Linked DNA regions of Homo sapiens: region 1 is linked to region 2. Evidence: read pairs that join two places in POLR2A ChIA-PET (ENCODE). Cell type or tissue: OCI-LY7. All regions are shown on one strand. Links, peaks and the distances in the headings refer to the core of each region. The heading gives the core; the rest is flanking DNA. Region 1 overlaps TEX41 (testis expressed 41). Region 2 has its middle 68 kb from the start of LINC02993.

The links. ChIA-PET counts read pairs that join two places held together with the same protein. Peaks named below come from ENCODE experiments on the same cell type or tissue, not always from the same donor. Only the 100,000 strongest peaks of a DNase experiment are listed, where the experiment ranks them.
Region 1: POLR2A ChIA-PET joins it to region 2 with 5 read pairs; 2 of 35 experiments call an interaction of 5 or more read pairs at or near these places.

What each region holds. Positions count from the first base shown.
Region 1 is chr2:144,682,838-144,691,919 of GRCh38, reverse strand. The region is part of intron 1 of TEX41 (testis expressed 41); the gene reads right to left. Among named protein-coding and RNA genes, the nearest start is that of TEX41, 19 kb to the right of the region's middle. In OCI-LY7, for the core only: no CTCF peak of the experiment used is centred there; a DNase peak (open chromatin) is centred at 4,899; H3K4me3 peaks cover 304 bases; H3K27ac peaks cover 1,023 bases.
Region 2 is chr2:144,587,756-144,596,837 of GRCh38, reverse strand. No RefSeq gene overlaps it. Among named protein-coding and RNA genes, the nearest start is that of LINC02993, 68 kb to the right of the region's middle. In OCI-LY7, for the core only: no CTCF peak of the experiment used is centred there; no DNase peak of the experiment used is centred there.

The DNA of each region.
Region 1 (9,082 bases), core at 3,801-6,300, 94 kb before region 2:
CTTAATCCAAATTCAAAGGTAGTGGTTTCTTTTATGAATATTTTATCAGACAAGAATAAATGCAACATTTTATTTGGATTACACCACTCAGAGAAAAGGGGAAATAGAGAAAGGCCAATAAATCTTCAAGAGTTAATTATTTATATGGAGAAAATTTACTTTTATGTTGTGACTTGTTTTATTGGTACACTGCAGTTCAATTTAGATTAAGAAGCAGAAAGATTATTGTTTCTCAACAGAGAAGTATCATAAATAAATACAGCAGATAAATTTTTTTTGTATTTATGCTGAACCATTTACAAATTCTCAAAATAAAAATGTGTTCCAACAATTTCTCAAGTTTTAAACTCTTGATATGACATTTAACTACACTTAGCACCAAAAATGTAGTGGTGGTGCTAATCAGGGCAGAGCTCTTGTCCACAAGTGATGACAACAGAAGGGTGAGCATCATCATCACTCAATCTGCTAGAATATTCGCTGGATTTCTAGTTCAGTTTAGTTCACCCACAAAGCTGTGCAAAATATATAATCATTCTATGGGAAAGAACGCACTGTCATATAATAGGGCACTTGGGTTGCCAGAAGGGTTCTATGGTAATCTGAACTATGGATCTTTGTCATTACTTCAAATACTAAAGTTAAAATCTCTGTTATCCTACCAGAAAATAAAATCACAATAAGAAGAAACTTTGGAGGAAAGTTTCACTCCCTGGAACAATGTAGGTATTTGATAAATATTTATTGAATATTGAATTCAATGGATGGATAGATGGATGGTCAGATGATTTAAGAAGAAGTTATCAAACCTGAGAATACAGATGTCAACCCCATGGCCCTTGGAGAAGTCTCAACTCGATGTGACTCTGTTGCAGTTTGTCCTGACAGCAAGAAAAACAACAAATTATGCCGGACAGTTGCAAAACAATGCCAGTCACAAGAATGTCCAAGATTTCTGGAAGTTCTCTAGGATACAAATATATTTCTTGAATTTGAAATCAAATTGGACCTCCAAACACACCACACAGTTTACTTAACTTTGGCTTTTCCCTGCAATATATGTTGCTATAAACAGACCTAGGAAAGATTTCTCCTATTATCTGCAAACCTCAACCTATCTCTTCATTTTCTTCCAGAATTGTAAAAACTAATAGCTACTATCTATTGATCCCTAAATATGTACCAGTCACTGTAATGGATTTCAGATATATGACCTCATTTGATGCTCATAAAAGCCCTCTGCTTTTATTTATTTATTCAACAAAAATTAAGTACCTTTTATGTATTAGGCAATGTTCTAACAACTTAGCAATTAATCAGTGGCAAAAATAGACAAAAATCCCTGTCTTCATAAAGCTTACACTTTTGTCAATATGGAGAAAGGAGTGAACAATAAACATGATATTTATTGATATTCTAATTATCCCCAATTTAAAGATGAAGAAATTAATATTCAGAGAATTAGATAACCCTCCAAAGAAGACTTGGACAGTAAATGGTAGATTTGAGGCTTCAAATCCAGGACTCTCTAGCTCAAAAGCCTGTATTTAACATCATTAGGTGATGCTATCTCCACTCTTAGAATGGAGCCAAAACACTACTGCATGCTTGGAGTCCAAACCACAAGTGCAAGGCATGGTGGAGCTTCACTGGCTATAGGGTAGACTCTATCGGATGCCAGTCATCTTCACAGCTGCCGAACAAAGCCAAGACTCTCGCTAGGCTTCCATCTGAGACTCAGGACCTCTAAGTAGCATCAAGGTACCACAGCAATCTCCCTGCTATAGCACTTCATGCAGTTCCAGCCCACCCCGATCCAAGCACATGGCAGAACTGTACTTCCTGGATCTCCTGAGTTATACAGGAATATGTGAGTAGTTCTGTGTAATGTGTTGTAAATATGAGCTGTGCCACTTATAGGGTGGACCATATAATTTCTAGTTCAGAACCTCTCAGAATTCTCTTTTTTCCTCTTGTAGGAAGCCTGAAAATGTTCAGGATGAGTATGGGATCCTGAGTGATTACAATGAGCAGAACACCTCTGCTGATCTATGACTGGCAAGGAGCATAAGTGACAACAAAACCTTGTTTTTTGTTTTTGTTTTTCTTTTTCTTTTTCTTTTTTGAGACAGAGTCTCGCTCTGTCGCCCAGGCTGGAGTGCAGTGGCATGATCTCAGCTCACTGCAACCTCCGCCTCCCGGGTTCAAGCGATTCTTCTGCCTCAGCCTCCGAGTAGCTGGGACTACAGGCACGCCACCACGCCCAGCTAATTTTTGTATTTTTAGTAGAGACAGGGTTGCACCATGTTGACCAGGCTACTCTCGAACTCCTAACCTCGTGATCTGTCTGCCTCGGCCTCCCAAAGTGCTGGGATTACAAGCATGAGTCACCACGCCCAGCCAACCTTGTAATTTAAGACATGAGAACTGTGAAGGTTTTTGCTAAACAGCACAGCCTAGCTGATCCTTCTTTTACTGGGACACAGGAAATCCCTAAGTTTTTTTTTTTTTCTTAATTATAATGATTTTGCAGTAAAGGTAAACTAAATAAAATTGTGAAGCCCACAGTCTGGGAAGTAACCATATGGTGTCTGGTAGAAAATATATTAGAAAGCGAAGAGAAAATATATACAGAGGGTTTTGAGAAAAAGAAAAAAACATGAAAAATGTGTATCTTAAAAACACTACTGAGCAAAAAAAAAGTGTATGCATCAAAAAAAATGGTAAACTTCTTCTCTGCCTCATGATCAGGAATTATCACCATGCACAATCTTAAAAGAAAAAAATTATAAATTTCAATAGTGCATCTATTAACTGTTTTTTCTTTACACTTTTTCTCATCAGTTCACCTCTTCCCTATTTTAAAAAACAACCTCTGCAAAGACAAGATATGTCTGCCATGTGCCTGAATGTCAAAATATTTGAATAAAATTGAAAAGTTGACACTGAAATCCGATATGACTTCTTCGACATATAAAGCCAGAGGGAGATGGCCCCAAGAACACCAGGCACCACCTGCATTTACATCGTCGAAATGAAAAAGTGAAAAAGGAACAAATGTGGTCTCATTACTTTCCATAAAGGGAAAGCTCTTTACCACAACAATGCCTATTATACCAGATTATCAAACACAGAATCACATTGTAACTTCTGGAAAGTATGGAATATGTATACACAGAACAGAGCCAAAAGAACTCCAGACAGGTATGCCTCACCCTCAGGGACTCATGTGTTACAGAAAATGTTGGGAAAACTGAATAATAGGGACAAAAGAAACTCGCCATGTTAAGGTTTTCTAAACTGAAATTATTCTTACTTGTTTTAATTTACTTTTCTTACAATGCTTAATTCTCATATTTTTTAAGTAAGTTGCATTTATACCTTTGTTAAATGTAGGCCTTTTGATATAAGAAGTCAGTTTGGCAGAATTGCATTGATACATATTTGATGACATTCGTTCAAATATTTTCATTATTCCAAATAGGGGGAGGATTCCATAATAGCCCCTGGTTTATAAAAAATCCTAGGTTCACAGCCGTGGATGAGAATGAGTGAAAGTACCTAAAACCTACTATTTTCAAGATCCATGGGAAAACTGTTTTATATATATGAACAAGCCACAGGTGTCATTTAAAATCTTTAAACTGTCCTATAATTATGTATGATGTGACCAATGCGTATTTGCAGTGATTGTCCCCACAGAATTGCCGTCGACAATAAAATACAGACTGATATTGATCAGCCAAAAAAGAGAGACTGGGCTAATTTGTGGAATTATGGAAAACCTAAAATTCACCCAAAACTGTTCCCATTACCATAATCCATTTGAATTGAATCAGTGTTTTTCTATACAAGTTCCTTAAAGTTTGAGAGTAAATAGGACCCTTCCCACAATTCATATGTCCTTATGCACACTTTTCCAATTAGCAAGAAGCAAGAATTAGCATATCAACCACAGAATACTCATACATATACTTCATAGACGTTAAGTGCTCATAAAGCTGACTATTCTATAAAAGTAATCCATGTACTTGGAATCATTAAATTTCACCTTCTGGATACATAATGTAGTACTTATGGCATGCTCTGCAGATAGATCTTGGCTAAGTACTTGTGTCATGCTCTGCAAATGATTTTTGGCTAAAATAAAAGATCAATCAAACATCTCTCTCCACAACACTTAGTCTAGTTCTTTGGACCAAAAATTAACTTGGTGAAGCTTGTATACTTCTAGCTAGATGGCCCAGTCATTCTCACTCTTTAGTGCTGCTACAGAATATACTTCTGATCTTGGACAGTTCTCTGCACTGTTTCTGTAATAGTCCCAGAACCAATATAGTGATTGTCTCATCTTATATAGTTGACATATATTTGTTAATATATCTCATATATATTATTCAATATATACTTCATATTTGATATATATTTCTTAGAACTGTATGCCATGCATTAGAGAGAAACCAATGGAAGGGAGAAGGTAAAGAGGCATGTTTACTGTGCCCCTATTATGCGGGAGGCCCTCTGAACACTTTATATGTTATCTTGACACAGCTCTGTGGGTATAATGTTCATTATACAGAAGAGGAAACCAAAGCTCAGAGTGTTTAGTAACTTGTGCAAAGTTGCCAAATTGTTAAATGATGGATGCAGCTTTAAACTCAGGTGTATCTGGCTCTGAAGTCTATGATCTTCCCAACACACCACATAGGTCAATCTCACTTGTCTCTACACATCAAAACCTGTTTTCCCTTTTCCGAACCCCTGGCTACTGCCCAGCCAGCAGTGCAATAGGCCCATTTACAGTATACATACTTTCACATCAGGTTTTTCCCCCTAATTGGATATCCTTCTTCCTCCCCAACTATGCAAACATTACTGTCCCTTCAAAAGCCATTTTCTACATTAAGTCTCACTTCCCCACCAGCCCTTTCCTTTCTCAATGTGAATTGCACAATTTGGTTTCTGTGAACATAAGTTAGTTTGGAGTACGTCCTTTCTTGTACTGCTTTCTAACTGGAGTATTATTTCAATCTCAGTCACATTATAAATTCTTTTATTTTAGTTTTCCTTTAGTTTCCCAGTCCTCCTTCTTCACAGTGTTGACAAGTAATAAGTATAGCACAAAGGCTATCTTGCTATTGAGAATGCTATCATTTGACTATTTCATAATAAACTGAGAGGAAATGTCATGTACTGAAAGTTGCACTGGACTGGGAGTCAGAAGACCTCAGTTGACATTTTATGCCATAAACCATTAGTGCTATTTTGGGCAAGTAGTAGAACTTCCTTACACCTCACTCTCCTCACCTGTAAAAGAAAGGGCTCAGACTAGATGATACATAAACAGAATGCTTATCCTTATTTATTTTAAATTGCATTTCTGAAAAAAAGAAATTATAATTGTAGCCATGCACTTTTGTAGCCAGGTTTACCAAAGTTTCCCCCTTCAAAAACAATTCTCCCCTCTGTGTCTCCCACTTCATTGATAAGGTCTAGTAGATGTATTATATAAAACATAGACATTAACAGGAAGCTCTTTTCAAATTACAGCCAGTTTCCCAAACCAAACTGTCAACCTCCTACCCTCATATATTTAACACATGTGCTTCTGTAAAGGTGATTTATTAGTGAAAATCATAGTGTTCCCTATTATGAAACTCAGACTACCACCTGTGCATAACATTCCAGGAGTACAATAACATGTTTACATGTAAAACTCAGGCCAGTCACTTCCATCTCACCAACTATCCTGTCTTTCCTTTTCCTTCTTGTTTTGTTTGTTTTGAGATATGGTCTTGCTCCATCTGCAATGCAGTGGCACGATCATGGCTCACTGCAGACTCGACCTCCTGGGCTCAGATGATCCTCCCACCTCAGCCTCCCAGGTAGCTGGGACTACAGGCATTCAAGACCATGCCCAGCTAATTTCTCCGCCCCTTCCCCCCCACCCCAGGATGGAGTCTTGCCCTGTCTGCCCAGGCTGGAGTGCAGAGGTGTGATCTTGGCTCACTGCAACCTCCGCCTCCCGGGTTCAAGCAATTTTCCTGCCTCAGCCTCCCATGTAGGTGGGATTACAGCCGCCTGCCACCATATCCAGCTAATTTTTGTACTTTTAGTAGAGACAGGGTTTCACCATGTTAGCCAGACTGGTCTCGAACTCCTGACCTCGTGATCCTCCCACCTCGTCCCCCCAAAGTGCTGGGCCAGCTAATTTTTTATAGAGACAGGGTTTTACCATGTTGCCCAGGCTAGTCTTGAACTCCTGGGCTCAAGCGATCCACTCTCCTCGGCCTCCCAAAGTGCTGGGATTACAGGAGTGAGCTCTCATGCCCGGCAAAATTCAAATTTTTTAAGTGAAGGCTTTTATCAGGTTTATTATTAATCTAGGAAATACATATATTAATGGAAGGCTACATGTCACAATAAAAACTCAAAAAGCAGCATAACAATAACTGTGAGAAATATAACAATTACAATGGCATACAGCATTCGTTACAAACCATATTTTTCTTTCATACTGCTTTCCTTAATTCATTGCTTCATTTTCTCATCCGTTCATCCATTCAATACGAAGTTACTGAATATCTACTATGAATCAGCTACCAAGCCAGCTGCTTAGTTCCAATTTTGTCATATTAGATGAAGTGCAGTAAACTATTTTGTTTCTAAAACATACTACATAAAAGGTAAAAACAAACAAACAAACAAACAAAAAAACAAAAAGCAGCTCAAAGAAAACGTAAATATGGAGAGAAAGCAGAAAAACCTTATATTTAACTTGAGAAAAGTCCCCCAAAAGTCAAAGGGAAAAAAGAAGAAAACTACTAAGAGCAGAGAAGATGTGAACTTCATCTGCACATAAGAAAATAATGGTTGGTAATAATGATAAAGTTACAGCCTCAGAAATGACTGAAAAACATTCCATATCACCTTTACTCTTATACTCTTACTAGAAGGAAAGAACCATAACTGTTAAGTTAGTTATATCTTATTTTTTTTTAGGGGCAAAGAGTAAATTTTCCAATACAGTAACCATTTTCCCATTCAACTTTATGTTAAATATCAACCAAATCCAACCCACCAGATTTGTGTTTTTGCTGTGTTACATCTATGCCCCACCCAATATGGACATATCTTGGTACAAATGCACTTTCCAAATGATAATTACTTAATCATTAATAGGTACTCTACTGAGAAATAATTACCTTTCTTGATAGGCTCAATTAACCTAGTATTTTGTCTTCAGTGAGCCAAACAGTATTGGAGATCTTGGCAACACTAGGCTAAAACTGTATACGTTACATCGTGAAAATTAATGTCTCAAGTAAGCAAATGCTTTATTTCTTCTCTTTGCTGCAGCACTTTGTCTTCTAGTCTTTCACATTTTCAAATACTTTAGATAAAAATAAAGGAAAATGGAAACAAAGGCTCTAAAACCCAAAACAAGATTTCTCAGAAAATAAGTGCCCAGAACTGACTTAAATGATACACTGGGGCCTCAAACATGTCTAGAAAAAAAGAAGCAAAGGAGATCTTGGAGTCTCTTGTAAATGTGTAGATTTATTTTACTCAGATTACTTGAGAGGAGTTGTTGGTTTTAGCTTTCTGTATTTGAACTTAACAAAGCTAATGGCAACTCACTTTGAATGCCTCCTATATATCAAGCATTCTACAGGGCATTTCACATAATTTAGCTAACTTCCTCTTTACAGCCATCCTACAGTATGCATAATGTTATCGTTTCATTTTTTAGAAGAGGAGAAAGCTCAGAGAGGTTAAGTGATTTGCACCGGGTTGCCCAGCTACTACATGCTGGAACTACAACTGGGATTTGAGCAGTATGCTCAACTCCCAGACTTGTGCTTGCTCACGGTGCTCAGATCTCTTTTCCATGCCATACAACTGGCTAATTGCCTCACTTGGTAAGAGCATGATGCTGGAGAAACTGGGACTATATATATGTTAGATCTTGTTTAGGTTACTTTGCTTAATAACAAAGAAGAATTCTGCTCCAAATTGTGCTACCAATGTGTTCCTTTGGTCACCGAATGAACCAGTGGCTCAATACAAAATTTTATCACTGATGACCAAACACTTCAAGGTGAATTCAGGACAAATGGTGCCCTCTGTTCTCACACAGGAGGGATAAAAATATTGGTAAAAATAGTGTGCATTCCTATGAGGGTTGTTTGCTGGGACACAGTAATTTTTCATTATTTTTACATTTAGCTTGATGAGAAATATAATCATCAACTTGCTGGAATCCAAGCAGCAGCAAGCTAATAATCATATGACTGGGTCCCCTCCCTAGGACTCTGATTATGTGAAGTAAAGTTCTTTTTTGTGACTTCCACAAAGTAGATTTTTTAAAGGAGGCACCGTTCTATCAAATTATGTAAATAATTTAAAACTTCCTCTTATGCATCCCTCCCTGCTCTTTGTAAGTCACCCAACGATTTGCAAAAATAACCATGGGAAATGTTTTGGGTGGGCTTTTGAAGATATTTTTAGCTAAACTGGTGGAGGTTTAAAATACAAGCATGCGAGTGTCTGCCATTTAGAGAAATCACCTGCTCACACAGTTCCATGGAGAAGTGGAATGTTTTAATGTGTGTCATTCAGTACAACATGTGGACTGCATTAAGGCAGGTTATAGCAGGTCACGCCACGTGACACAGCTGAGCCACATATAATCGCAAGCAATACAACTTGCTCAATGCAACATAAATTTAAACAGGAGTAGGTTTTTTACCCTCAAAATGAGGCAACAGCTGCTGTAGATAACAAAATGCCCACACTACCCCACACTGAGAGGGGTTTGTGCTTTGACATGATCTGAATTATATGTAGGTAGTTCAGTACATCTATATTTAGGGGCATCTCTAAATATGAACAATGGGTGTTTTGGTGCATAGAATACATTCTCTAAGTGGCACAAACCTCATGTTTTTTTAATAGTGCATTTTGTAATTTTCTCACTAGTGAATAAGAAGCATTTTAAAATACAGCCTTAAAAATTAGACAGTAGAGACAATTTTTGGCTTAGAGAAACTGGCTTCTGAGCCAGTGGGCCAAATATTTA
Region 2 (9,082 bases), core at 2,372-4,871:
GGCATTAAAAGCTTGTGGTCAGATCAAAAAACCACAACTGTAATTGTTTATTTATATAACTTACCATTACTCTGTAGTGTAAGTTTACATTTTTTAAAAATTTCTAAACGCTGAGTTAGTCTTAGAAGAGTGAAAAATGCATGGTTCGCCTAAATGATTAAAGACAAACAACTTAGGTCTATGCATGCAGCAAAATGCTTTAATATGGAAATTATTCATTTTGCCCAGGCTTATAGTTTTCATTTTTATGCTGCCCTTGAAACTCCATGATAACAGGGCCATTCAGTGGAATTTCTGCATTTTTCTCTTCAGTTCAGGGCAGCTGGTTTCTTTCCTCTCGAAGCAGAAAGCTAAAGTATATTTATCACTCTAACAGTGACTCAAAACAAACAGGAAGTCTTCATCAGCCGGCTCCTGGGCATAGCTGATATTAGGTACTGGCAGAAAGGAAACAGAGACCTCATTCTCTGAGAGTCCGACAGAATGTACATGCAGATGCAGGCGATAACAAAGTTAGGGATGCTCCCAATGACCACCATGTTCTCCCAGGATTAAGTGCTCTTTGCAAGGCTCGCCAGCTTTCAGAGTCTGTGAAAATTCCTCAGGAGTTTTCCTTTCCATTGCAGTGTGAAAGAGAAGTTTGAACTGGATACCACGAGCCTTACAATCCTTGTGAACCTATGCGCCAAAGGAAACCTGGGAGGGAGCTATTCTGGGAGATTTGGCTTTGATCTGGTTGCTAGGAAAAAGCCCTGCTTTTGTCTGGAAGTATTCTGAATGGCTCCTTCAGTCAGAATGAGGCCTGCAGGTCACTGTCTGAATTAAGTGAAGAGGATTTTTTTTAACACTAAAAATGAAGTTGTCGCTGTATGCCATAATAAAGCTGGAGAGAGTAGATCGTGCTGCTGAGCAATGGTAACGGCTCTTTGCTACAACCTAAACTCCAAGGTATACTGTGAAAATCACTGAAGCGTGCTTGCAGATCAAATATATGCAAATATTGCTCAGTGGCACATATGTTCCTAGAGACCTTTGCCTTCACCTCCTTTTCAAATGAAACCTGTTTCAGATTCAAAGCCCACTTTGTTTTTATTAATACAAATGTTCACTATCAAACCATTTTTTTATCCTTACTAATAGAGAGGTTATACAACTCACACCTAACTTTTTTCAGCCAAACCAAACTCCAAATGGATTGCACTGCAAACTACTGATACTAATGCAAAAGTATTAGGCAATACACTTTGGGGGGTCCTTTCAATATTTTCTTTTTTATTTGTCAGCTAATCTCTTTGTTTATGGTAATGTATGTACCTTTGTATAAGGACTTTACAGCCATTATCTAATCTTCACAGATCCTGGTGAGGTAGAAAGGGAGCAAATCTTATCTCCGTTCTACAGATGAGGAAACAGAGATGAAGGAAGGTTGAGTAACAAGCTCACATTTTAAGTGGTGCATTCTGTCCAGATGAAAAAAACAAAAAAAAAAGACAGTATGGCACGGGCTTTGTTTTTCCAGGAGTGAGGCTAGATTTTCACCTACCACCCATCTGTTCACCAGTCCCCTTAATGACCGGCATTTCCCAGTGACTGCACACTTTCCACACAATCTGTTGAGAAAACACGCAGCAAACTGACCCACATGAGGATCAAACCCTTGACCTTGGCACCACTGGCATCAGATGCTTGTGAACTGAGCCACAGACTGAAAGCCTAATTGCCCCCAAGTAGAATGGGATCAATTCCTCCCCTTCTCAATCATTCTGGAAAAGAAAAGAAGGGCTAATTGTTATGAATTTATCTAGTCTTGTTCTTCCTCAAGCTTGAAATGTATTTTACATTCCAAGCAAATCCTAAATTGTGAGATATAATATAAAAATAGCAGAGAGCTAAGAAGTAAACTACATAAATGAAAATTTAATTTTAAGAAAAAAAATAAATGAGGGGGAAGTATACAGGAGCTGGCACCTTCAGGACCACAGCATCACCGCTGGTATGAAGTGGTTCTTCACTTGTGTTTGTACCTGCAAATCTAGATGGTAAAGATGAGGAAAAGTTAACAAGGAAAGAGACTGTTTTCCAAATAATATTAAATATCCTCTTTTAAAGACAGTAGACGATTTTATTCCTTGGAAAAAGTTATAGTAAAAATATAATCAAAACCACTGGAGTATTAGGTAGATGCTACCTGTACTGATCAAGTGATAGAGGATTATCTTCCCAAAACAGGCTGTGGAAACAACTATGTGGAAGGTATGAGAACACCTTCCAGAGCTTTCAGGAGCAGGAGGAAGACAGCCTAGCCTATCTTTTGGAATGTAAATTACCCTGCAGACCACCAGGCAAAAAACTCATGAAACCCAAACCAGACATCCCTACTAAAAGATGCTCAAACTAGAAAACAGAAGTGTTTTCAGGATAACATAACTTCTCTCAGTCTACCTGTTAATTTACTCGACTTTCTTTTCAAACTCTGTATACAGTAGTAGATCTGTGAATTGCATATCCATGATCACCACAAAAATTTCCAAAATCTGTCTCAGAAACCCACAAAGCAGATTTAGGTTTTAGTATCAACTTGACAGATTCTGAGCTCTCTCAATCCAGGACTACCAGTGTGTTGAGCCCAACTCTAAATGTGGGCAGGGACCAAATTGCTTTCCCTAAATGGCAACAGGCTAACAGTACCAATTAGCCAGACTGCACAATGGTTCTTCAGAAACTGCTGAAGACCAGCTCTGAAGACCCCTCCTGAGTAGGACCCAAACCTTAAGGCTTCTGTACCCATGCTTATTCACTGCTGCCTGTGCAAATGTTCCAGAAAGCCGGGAGGACTTGGCATTAATTTCTCAGTGTGTCGCCATGGCTAGAGCTAAGCAAGGGCCAAAAATGAATTAGGTAAATATAGGATGCTTCAGGCACAAATGCAGCAGGTGAATTTATTTGCAAATTACTTTTTTTATCTTTCTCACTTAAGATTCTCTTTAGAGACATAGAAGATAGCTTTATCAATTTTAAAGTAAAGAAAAGCAATATTTGGTTTCAATATTTGGTTCATAGCCAACCATACAAAAGTACTTAATAAAAGAATCCTTTTTTAAAAGTTATTATGCATTTATTACAGGATTATTGACTCCAGTGATGAAAATTGTACTGTTAGGGTTGGGTTGACTTAAGACAGTTTTTTTTCCTGGAGATTTCTCTGTCATTTAATTGAGTCACCTTATTCCTTCTGCCTCAATACACAACTGTTCCTGTTATTTTTTGAATTAATTTGGATAAAAGCCTTCTGCAAAAGCCATCTTTCTGGATCCACAACCTCCTCTCTGAGCATTTGTTAACACATTACATTATACTAAAGTGAATCCACCCATTAGAAATTAGACAACCTATCCTGGTTTTAATATTTTTTGAAAGCTTACAAAGTGCTAATCACTAAAGCAGTGATTCCCAGCTCTGGTTTTGTGACAGCCTGGGGTATCTCCAATTACCTTACAGATCACGAAAAACAAAATTCCAAAAAAATTTCAGAAGAAAATTATACTTGTTTTAATTTGAAATATAAATATAAATATCTGCCATGGACATAGGAAGTGTGTCATAGTGCGACTTGGTGGGCTGGATCCTTGTAAGAAAACAAACAACAATAGTCTATTGAAACTCCTCGAAGCTCAAAATCATTATGCTCTCCAAAAAAAAAAAAAAAGAAAGAAAGAAAGAAATTCTATTTTATTTTTAGGAACTGAAACTCTAACATACACCTTATGACAGGCACAAAAAGGAACTAGGACAAAACCCATTCCAGGACATTTCCTGGAGGAGAATACAAATAAGGTGTGTCACATATTTTCATGAATAAAATAAACACGATAATATCTAATAACACCATTACACTATTCAGTGTGCCTAAATTACAGTTGTACTGAGAAATGAGAAAATCTCTGGAATAGGACCAGGATTGCTTTTTAATTGTCCATTAGAAAAAGCAAAAAATAAAATCGCCTGCAATGATTTCCTTTCGAGATCATTCACCTTATTTTTGAAATACAAAATCAAAAACATATTGATACGCATGGTGAGGCTGGGTAATAAACCCGAAGCAAACTGTCTCCTTTCCTCAGTTCAGGCTCAGCAGCTCCAGCAAGCCCACAGTGCCAGCTTGAGACTGGCAAGGCAACTAGCATTGCACAAAACAAAATCTTAATTTTTCAGTTCCGGCTGATTGCACTGAGAACATCTCTCTCTCCTCACCTTTTCTTTGTATTTTTTTTTTTTTCCTGAATTGAGGTCTTTCTATTTAGGGATGTGCTTCCATTATGTGAGATGTCCCCTAAGCCAATGAAAAACAATGACAATTTTATTTTCACATTAAGATTCCTCTCCCAGGGCCATATTCCATGAATGAATGGCGTGTAGGACACACCGCTAGTAATAACATCCACCAACTATGCCAACACAAGTGCAAGAGAAGCACAGGGAAGCTAAGGCTAGCCAAAGGAATTCTCCCATACCTACAGTGGCTGGCTCCTTCCAAGAAAGCTGTTGGGTCTGCTTGCTTATTGACTTGTATATTTGCCAGGAAGGTATTCCTTTTACAAAGTAAAAATAAATAGCTCCTACAACTTCTTCCTTGTCTTGAAATCACCATTTCTACTAGAAAATAAACTTGTAAACTCCATCTGTTAAGATACTCGAGAACTCTACTTATAAAACATACCAAAATTTGTTGAAGGAGCAATACTGGCTAGGAAAGGAACTGGAAACAAGGTCATTTCCCTTTCAAATTTAAAAGTCACCATGAAATACCGTAGGAAAATCAAACACATCCAGAGTGATTGCACATGTCACAAACTCAACTCATCTGACCTCCCCAGCACTTGTACGCTAGTGTTACTGTCACTGAATTGTCTGGATTCCAAAGAGCATATTGGCTGAGCTCTCACCCACCCTGCGGATTCACTAAGACCATTTTTTTCCTTTAAACCTCAGGCTTGTTTTCCCCCTGCAACACAAAAGGCTTTTAGTCCACCTACCCACCATCAATAAGCTGGTATGCAAGAAGAAAGCAACTTAGTTGACTATTGAAACAGAGTGTAGAAAAACATAGCCAATTTATTCTACAATCTCTGTCATGTATTAGATAAAATGCAAGCTTCTACCCATTCCTCAAGCCATCCTCACCCTCATTCTTTTCATTCATCTTCATCCATTTAACAGGTATTTATTGAGCACCAACTATGTTCAAAGCACTTTGCTGATCACTGAGTTTGTAGCACTGGATAAGATAAAGCAAGTCCTGAATTTCTAGGCCGAATGTCTAGAGCTGAAATTCTCCCAGAGAGAGATAGCAAGATAACAAATAATATTGTTTTAAAATAATTTCAAAAAAGTACAAGAACTATAAAGGAAATATAATTGGATAGAGGAGTAAAGATTGATTTGAAAAATAAATATAAAGACAGTGACCTGCTTCTTCACAAATGAGAGGAGAAAATACTCATGGGCACAACGCTTTAGGCTGCTAGTCCAGGGAAGGGCTCTCTAAAGCTGGGATATTTCAGCTGATTTTTTATTGGAAGAGAGGGACCAAAAAAAATTAGTAAAAATGCTCTTAGGTGACAATGAGCTTGGTGAGTCCACGGAAAAGAAAGGAGGCGGGAAGGCTGATGCATAATGAAAATGCCAAATGAGGTTAGGCTGGGAATTTGAGGGACTTGCAGGTTGGAATTTATTCCAAATGCAATGGGCAGCCTTTGGGGGAATATTAAGCAACTTGATCTGACTGAGGCTTTCAAATAGCAAAGTGTCTGCTTGCTGGGGATCTAATGAAGAATTGAAGCAGGGAAGATTCAGGCTATCTTTTAGAATGAGATGGAAAAAGGGATAAAAAAAAACCGTCATGTTTTTGAGCTGGACATTGAGAGGATGGTGGGCCATTAGCTGAGATGGAGATGACTAGGAGGAATAGAAGCCTCCTGGGATTAGAAATTCACTTATTCCACCTAATCCCTCAGAAGTCCTTGAACTCATGAAAAATGGCCTTTTTTCAGCGCTCCTCAATTTTCTTATGTTCTTGTCTCCTGTGTAAATCACAGTGTTCTGGGTTGCTTGCGTGCTTTTCAATTCCATTCCCATAAACTTCAAACCCTAGCTCAAAATCCAGTTTATTTTTTTATTTTATTTTTTTTTTTTGAGACGGAGTCTCACTCTGTCGCCCAGGCTGGACTGCAGTGGCACTATCTCGGCTTACTGCAAGCTCCGCCTCCCGGGTTCACGCCATTCTTCTGCCTCAGCCTCCTGAGCAGCTGGGACTATAGGCGCCCGCCACCAGGCCCGGCTAATTTTTTGTATTTTTAGTACAGACGGGGTTTCACTGTGTTAGCCAGGACGGTCTCGATTTCCTGAGCTCGTGATCCGCCCGCCTCGGCCTCCCAAAGTGCTGGGATTCCAGGCTTGAGCCACCGCGCCCGGCAAAATCCAGTTTATCTAAGAAGTCTGTCAATTGAAACTCTCTGCATAGTGATTGTTCTCGTTAATATCCATCTTTCAGGTTTTTTTTTATTACACATCTTTTACTCTATTTTATATTCTGCTTCTACTGAATTTAGACCAAATTCCTGCACCTCCCTCCCTTTTTCAGCCCTAACTGCCCCACCTCCCAACTGCACCCCTTGCATATATCCGGTGCCCCACTGAGGTCTGTTTACCCAGTCCTGAGCTCGGCCCCTGCACAACCAAACTGGCATTCTCTCCCAATAGCTCTACCTGCCACAAGTTCCTGTCAATCCTTTAAGACCCAGAATGAAACGTCCCCTTCTCAAGAAACCATTTATGGCCGGGCATGGTGGCTCAGGCCTGTAATCCTAGCACTTTTGGAGGTCGAGGTGGGCAGATCTCCTGAGGTCAGGAGTTCGAACCAGCCTGGTCAACATGGTGAAACCCCATCTCTACTAAAAATACAAAAAATTAGCCGGGCATGGTGGCGGGCGCCTGTAATTTCAGCTACTCAGGAGGCAGAGGCAAGAGAATCGCTTGAACCCGGGAGTCGGAGGTTGCAGTGAACCGAGATCGCGCCAGTGTACTCTAGCCTGGGCAACAAGAGCAAAACTCTGTCTAAAAAAAAAAAAAAAGAAGAAGAAGAAGAAAAGAAAAAGAAAAGAAACCATTTTTGACCGCTCCCCAATCAAACATGATTTCTCCTTCCCCACCCCCTAGGAGGCAGTGGAGTATAATGGTTGGCATCTTCAGCTGTACGGTCATACTGCCCCCATTCACATGCCCGCCACTGCCATGTGCTAGCTGTGTGCCCTCCAGCAACTTACTACAACTTATCGCTCCTGGTTGCTTCATCTGGGAAGGCCAGGTTGAAACAAGGCAGAGGAAGTAAGAGTACCTGCCTTATGAAGTCATTGTGCAAATTACGGGAGGCAACACACCTAAAATAGACCATATATCACCTGGCCCGTAAGAAGGACTCTTCAACGTTAGATGTTTTTGTCATTTTCATTTCAGCATTCTTTGGCTGTCTTGTGAAAAATAAAGTTCTTCATTCTATTGTGGTTGTCTTAAACCCATTACATTAACAGCTCTCGGAGGGCATCATGGTGCCTTCTTCATCTCTGTATTTGGTAGATATTTTGTAAATATTTATTGATGAATAAATGTCAAATCTAAAACAGCTAATTTTAAAGAGTTTTATTTCTTTTACACAAATATGTTGGTTTTCCTCAAAGTAGAAATACTATCTTTTTGTTTCTTGTTTTAAAATTCCATATTGCCCAATATGCATCTATGTAGTGTGTGTAGTGTGTGTATACCGTACATAGACACTGTGTATATGTAGTATATACTACATAGTGTATACTACATAGATACTGTGTATACTACATATACTACATACTACGGATACCCAGTATCTTTAGTATACACAGCATCTATGTAGTATATACTGTATACTATAGGGTGTATATTTTTAATTTTCTGAATTGAGTAACTCTTGAGCAATCAATACAAGCAATGCACATATCATGCTAAATTGACCAATGAAACTGCTTTTAAAGAGGGAAACTATCTCTTCATTTATCCTAAACATAAGGAATTGCAACAATAGGGCATCATTCCAGCTCACAAGAATCTTCAGGCCTCTGAAACCCAGAGTTAGGCAGGAGGTTCTTGTTAGTGACATGTGCTCTCTCATCAACATCAATTAACATTTATTGGAAAAAGCGTGGATGCGGCACACTATGCCGTGTGTTTTGCACACATTTTTTAAATATGAAGACACTATCCCTGCTTTCTTACATGTGGAGAAAAACAGAGTTCACGACCACAATAAATAATAAAAAACATACGTGTTTCTATAGGTTTATGAATAATATTGTATCTCATCATGTAAGAAATGAAACCTTCAATGAGCAGGTAGATCTTGACTGGCTTTGAGATATGACACGGACAGAACCTAGTGGAGAAATAAAGAAAAAGACTGTAGATTTGAAACTAAATCAAAGTTGATTGTAGCTTGCGTTTTGTTTTTAATTAAACGCAACACGCTAAAATAGGGAAAAAAACCAGATTAAAAGATAAACTTGGATTTTCTACATCTTTTTTTCACAAAGTATCACTTAAGCTCAAAAGGTTTTGTTATCATTTCCATTAAATATAATTTTGTTATACTCTTCGTTTCTAGGTTATCCCACACCCAAATAATTATAGATGTAAATCATACAACTCTGCCTAAAGGATATCATTTTTCTCTAGTGATGAACTGGTATCAAAACTCCAGAATAATTTGATGTAATATAATCTTTTGTCGCTCTCCTTTGTTCACTTGGGCTTTTTCTCTCTGTTTTTGCCCTTCTGACCTTCATTTCTTCCCTTCCTTCTTCTTCTCCTGAGTTGTCCAGCATTTGTGAATAATTTGGTCAACTCCTATAGCTGAGAGTCCACATCCTCAGGCCGTAGTCAGCAGCTATATTCAATTCTACAGACTGAGTTATTTAACTGCACAAGTTCTTTTCTCCAATACACACTCTTCTTTTCTCGGTTGAGTTATAACACATACTTTTTTCATCAACCTCTAAAA